Linked DNA regions of Homo sapiens: region 2 is linked to region 1. A link is a contact called in ENCODE POLR2A ChIA-PET data. All regions are on one chromosome and are shown on one strand. Each heading gives the region's core, a stretch centred on a gene start or an enhancer-like site at or near the end of the contact. The rest is flanking DNA. Distances are from core to core; before and after follow the strand shown.

Evidence for each region. ChIA-PET counts read pairs that join two places held with the same protein, here RNA polymerase II (POLR2A).
Region 2: POLR2A ChIA-PET joins it to region 1 with 19 read pairs in BJ. The contact joins the promoter of LEF1-AS1 here to the enhancer-like site in region 1. POLR2A ChIA-PET finds 5 or more read pairs at or near these places in 2 of 52 experiments (BJ and activated T-cell).

Annotation. Positions count from the first base shown.
Region 1 is chr4:89,282,536-89,285,063 of GRCh38, reverse strand. The region is part of intron 1 of GPRIN3 (GPRIN family member 3); the gene reads left to right. Among named protein-coding and RNA genes, the nearest start is that of GPRIN3, 24 kb to the left of the region's middle. Within about 2 kb of position 1,268, at least 8 of the 41 ENCODE cell types and tissues checked have a DNase peak (open chromatin) inside an H3K27ac peak, as active enhancers do.
Region 2 is chr4:108,166,264-108,168,791 of GRCh38, reverse strand. LEF1-AS1 (LEF1 antisense RNA 1) reads right to left here and starts at 1,267. Exons shown (of 3, transcript NR_029374.1): 1 at 959-1,267. It overlaps LEF1 (lymphoid enhancer binding factor 1), which reads left to right. Exons shown (of 12, transcript NM_016269.5): 1 at 1-1,237. The coding sequence starts at 1,025. It overlaps LOC124900752, which reads right to left and starts at 853. Exons shown (of 2, transcript XM_047416528.1): 1 at 1-853. The coding sequence starts at 292. RefSeq lists enhancers at 171-260, 1,288-1,789 and a silencer at 1,667-1,906.

The DNA of each region.
Region 1 (2,528 bases), core at 19-2,518:
AGTCACTCCTCTGTGGGGCCACAGGAGCAGTTTGGCAGGACCAAGTGGAGCCAGCAGTGTCAGACATGCAAAAGGCCTGAAAAGATATCTCAAAAGGCCAGTCTACATTGGTGATGTTATTGCAGTAGTAATTGGGGAAGTTGCATATCTTGTGACCAGCCTATTAGCAGAATTCAGGCTCCTCTCCTTCCCCTAGCCTGATGGTCTCATTCTCATTTAAACTATAATCTAAATGTCTTCCAAAGTTAGCTAGGCCTAGGCCTAAGTCCAAGAATAATTAAGGCAGCTTGAAAGCTAAAGGCAAGGAATGGGGAGTTGGGTTGGCTAGATCAGATCTCCCCCACTGCCATAATATTCTCACTGATATAATTTTTGCAAAGGCGATTTCAGGGTGAGAAAAGGGAGCTAGGGAAGGAGCAGTGGACTTGGAAGGTAGACCTGGTGGTGAGTTCCTGTTAGTAAGAAAGCCCAAGTAATTCTACTACCATAATCACTAATATTATTGCTGTTACTACTAGCTAACCTGTGTGCAAAACTCTCTTCTAAGAATGCACAACAATCCTAGAGGAAGGTGTTATTTTCATTCCTGGGTGGCAAGTGTTACAAACCTTAGGCACTGGGGAGTCAACTAATTTGCCTGAGGCCACACAGCTTGTAAGTGGCCAACCAGATGTGAACCTGAATAATCTGATCCTAGAGGCATTGTTAACCACTGTGCCTCTCACACAGTGAAATGTTTCCAGAAGGTAAGGGACAGTAATTCTGAATGGCTGGCAGTCCTCCAGCATGTGGTCTTCAGCCTCCTGTCTCTGTTCATGCCGTTCATTTGCTTTAGTGGCCTCTTCCACCCACCCATTCCTTCACCTGGCTGACTCCCCATCCTTCAGGGCATTCTGCCCAGCACACCTTTCCAGAATCCTGCTGAGGCCCTTACCTCACCAGCTTGTGGTGGGTACCCTGTGATACCATCTGTCATAGCGTTTACCTCAACACAGTTGCTTTTCTGCCTTGTCTTAAAACCTTGGATCCTTCCATTCTTTCATCCTTCGCATTCAATCAGAGGGCACAGCTGATTTGACCTCTTCAGTATTTCTAGGTCCATCCTTCCCTCAGTTCCTGCTGCCAGTGCCCTACTTCTCACAGTTTCACTTACAAAGCCCCCCGCAGTTTTACTTTGTCACACCCTTTAGCCCTATATCTTGCATCCGGAGCTGCAGCCATGCCAACTAAATATTGTTCCAGCCCCACCCCACCCTCAACCACTTCCCCAGTAGGCTGCCTGTATATCTATTCATGCTTGTCCATATGCACCTGAAATGCCCTTTCCTCCCCACTGGTGAAGTCCTGCTTAGTTTTCAAGGCAGCATTGCTGTTGCTTACACTCAGAGGCCTTGGGTGGGCCTTCTCTTAGATATGCCAGCATTGTGCACTCATAACACCCTATGCCGAGCTCTACCAAAGGGCTCACCATTATACCGTAGTCCAGTCTCCCTTTATGTTTCTGCCTCCCCCACTAGATATGAACTTCCTGAAGGTGAGGACTGGCAGATTCCACCCACCTTGTGTGTACCATGATCTGTGTGATTACTTACTATGTTCCTGGTATTTTTTTCCTTCCCTGTTTTGCAGCAGATCTCCACTGGTTCCCCGGAAGCTTTCCCTGATTGCAAAAGTTGGAATGAGTCATTCTTTTCTTGTGTTACCATTGAAATCTGTAGCAATGAAATCACCTTTCTGCCCAGTGGATGTGAGCTTCTGAAGGCAGGAATTGAGCCTTTGTGGCTCTCTAGAACCCACCACAGGCCTGGCACATTGTGTATGTTAAACAATTTGGGATAGCCTAAAAAGTAATGTTTAATGTTTGTGCTACATAGGCCTATTGTTCAGCTGCATGAATTGAGTGAATAAGAAAAATAATTACTCTGAAGGCCTGTCTTTACTTCCTCTCATAGCCCTCAATGAAGCAAGGGATTTTACAAACAAAACACTAAAGGCCTTGGCTATCTTTGTTAATATTAATAACAATCGGTCTTTTTAGGCCTGAACGTATGTGCATAGTGTTCTTATCACTTTCAGAAAAACATTCCTCCATTACCATCTGAGGGTAACATAATCGCATGTGTGGCAAGTCATCAAATTAGTGAATTCTTAAAAGTCCAAGTTATTATATCTTTATTAGGCAGATTTCCACAGATTTGTGAGGTCTTCGATGTAGACTCTGAGACTGTGATTCATAGTTCCCATGACAGCAAAGTGGGGATAGCTCTCTGAGCCACCTCGGGCCACGAAGAGGTAGTTTTTAGTGGGTAAAAATCCCATACTTCTGACAAGTGATTTGTCAGATTAATATTCTACACCAGGGTTGTCCAGTCTTTTGGCTTCCCTGGGTCACGCTGGAATAATTGTCTTGGGCAACACATAAAACACACTAACAATAGCTGATCAGCTAAAAAAAAAAAAAAAAAAAAATTGCAAAAAAATCACATATGTTTTAAGAAAGTTTACAGATTTGTGTTGGGCTATGTTCA
Region 2 (2,528 bases), core at 18-2,517, about 19 Mb before region 1:
GCCGGGCGAACTCAAGGGGCGCAGCTCTTTGCTTTGACAGAGCTGGCCGGCGGAGGCGTGCAGAGCGGCGAGCCGGCGAGCCAGGCTGAGAAACTCGAGCCGGGAACAAAGAGGGGTCGGACTGAGTGTGTGTGTCGGCTCGAGCTCCGGGCAGAGGCATTTGGGCCCGAGGCCCCCGCTGTGACTCCCCGAGACTCCGCAGTGCCCTCCACTGCGGAGTCCCCGCGCTTGCCGGCAAAAACTTTATTCTTGGCAAACTTCTCTTTCTCTTCCCCTCCTCCTCGGCCCCCATCTTCTGCTCCTCCTCCTTCTCTAGCAGATTAAATGAGCCTCGAGAAGAAAAACCGAAGCGAAAGGGAAGAAAATAAGAAGATCTAAAACGGACATCTCCAGCGTGGGTGGCTCCTTTTTCTTTTTCTTTTTTTCCCACCCTTCAGGAAGTGGACGTTTCGTTATCTTCTGATCCTTGCACCTTCTTTTGGGGCAAACGGGGCCCTTCTGCCCAGATCCCCTCTCTTTTCTCGGAAAACAAACTACTAAGTCGGCATCCGGGGTAACTACAGTGGAGAGGGTTTCCGCGGAGACGCGCCGCCGGACCCTCCTCTGCACTTTGGGGAGGCGTGCTCCCTCCAGAACCGGCGTTCTCCGCGCGCAAATCCCGGCGACGCGGGGTCGCGGGGTGGCCGCCGGGGCAGCCTCGTCTAGCGCGCGCCGCGCAGACGCCCCCGGAGTCGCCAGCTACCGCAGCCCTCGCCGCCCAGTGCCCTTCGGCCTCGGGGGCGGGCGCCTGCGTCGGTCTCCGCGAAGCGGGAAAGCGCGGCGGCCGCCGGGATTCGGGCGCCGCGGCAGCTGCTCCGGCTGCCGGCCGGCGGCCCCGCGCTCGCCCGCCCCGCTTCCGCCCGCTGTCCTGCTGCACGAACCCTTCCAACTCTCCTTTCCTCCCCCACCCTTGAGTTACCCCTCTGTCTTTCCTGCTGTTGCGCGGGTGCTCCCACAGCGGAGCGGAGATTACAGAGCCGCCGGGATGCCCCAACTCTCCGGAGGAGGTGGCGGCGGCGGGGGGGACCCGGAACTCTGCGCCACGGACGAGATGATCCCCTTCAAGGACGAGGGCGATCCTCAGAAGGAAAAGATCTTCGCCGAGATCAGTCATCCCGAAGAGGAAGGCGATTTAGCTGACATCAAGTCTTCCTTGGTGAACGAGTCTGAAATCATCCCGGCCAGCAACGGACACGAGGTGAGCGGGCCGCTGCCCCAGTTCCGAGAGGCGTGGCGGGTCCCTGGGAAACTCAGAGAGGGAGGAAGGGAACGAAGGCGCCCGGCCGCCCGGCTGAGGGTCCCGAGTAGATCCCTCGTTTGTTTTGGGGTGTGTGCGTAGCTGGGCCCCCGGTCCGCAGTGTGTGTGTGTGTGTGTGTGTGTGTGTGTGTGTGTGTGTGTGTAGGATGGGAGGTAGAGGGGCAGGGTAACTTATTCCAAATGGATCAGTTTAGGGGGTTCGGTGGCTGAACGGTTGGTTCGCGGGCAGGAACCCACAATGTTTCGCCTTCGGTCTTTTTGTTGGGCTGAGGGGTGCCGTGCTTTAAAGCGAGTAGGGCTGAATAACGCTACTGATAAATTCTTCCGTGGGACGGAAAACAAAGTGCACACGCTATCTCTTGGTAGATGTCTCTGCAAAAGTGCGTTAAACCACCAAAGGCTTAGGTGGAGACGAGCAGAGCCACAGGCGGGAGGAAGGGGAGGCGGGCGTGGGCTGGGGCAGGCGGGGCCGTCCCTACCACCGGTGAGCCGGGCCGCGGGGAGCAGGCCGGCCGATGGGGCGCGCACCCGGGCTGCGGGGGCGGTGCGGGGTTCAGTCCCTGCGGCCCCAGCGCCTGGGCTAGCAGCTGGGAGCTGTGGGTGCGCCGAGCCGACCCACCGCAAGGGTACACCCTGGCTGTACCGCCCCCAACTCTAGTTTTCTCCAACCGCCATCACTTGGAAACAAACCCACAACTTTTATTTGGGGTTTGGGACCGGATCAGGCCTTAAATCTACGCAGAAGAAAGGCGGAGAAGCAGCGGAAGCCGGGCACTAGTCCTGCAGGGTGGAAGGCGCTTTATCGGGTCTTCTGGCCCGCTGCGGGCGATAGAGCTGGTAACCTGAGTAGAGTAAATAGAGACACGTGGGTGCTGGCTAGAGAAAGCGCGGAGCAGGGCCGCGCTGGAGGGCTGTTTGAAGCCTAGTCCAGAGCTGGTCTAGGGGGCGGATGGACCCTGATACCCGACACTCCACTGGTCACCCTTGTTCCACAACTGGGAAACCCTCTGGAGGAAATCCGGTAGAAAAGTCCTGACACCCGAATGATTTAACCAACGCCTTTTCCCTCCAAAGAAACTTGGAGGATATACCTTTTTTTCCTTAAATGGCATCTTTCTACCCCCAAAAAGAAAGTGTGTGGTTTTGAGGGCGGGGACATTTTGGGTTTTAAACAGCGCGTTTAAGAACACCTCAGATCTGCCTTCTCTATCCCAATGGCAGAGGTGAGTAC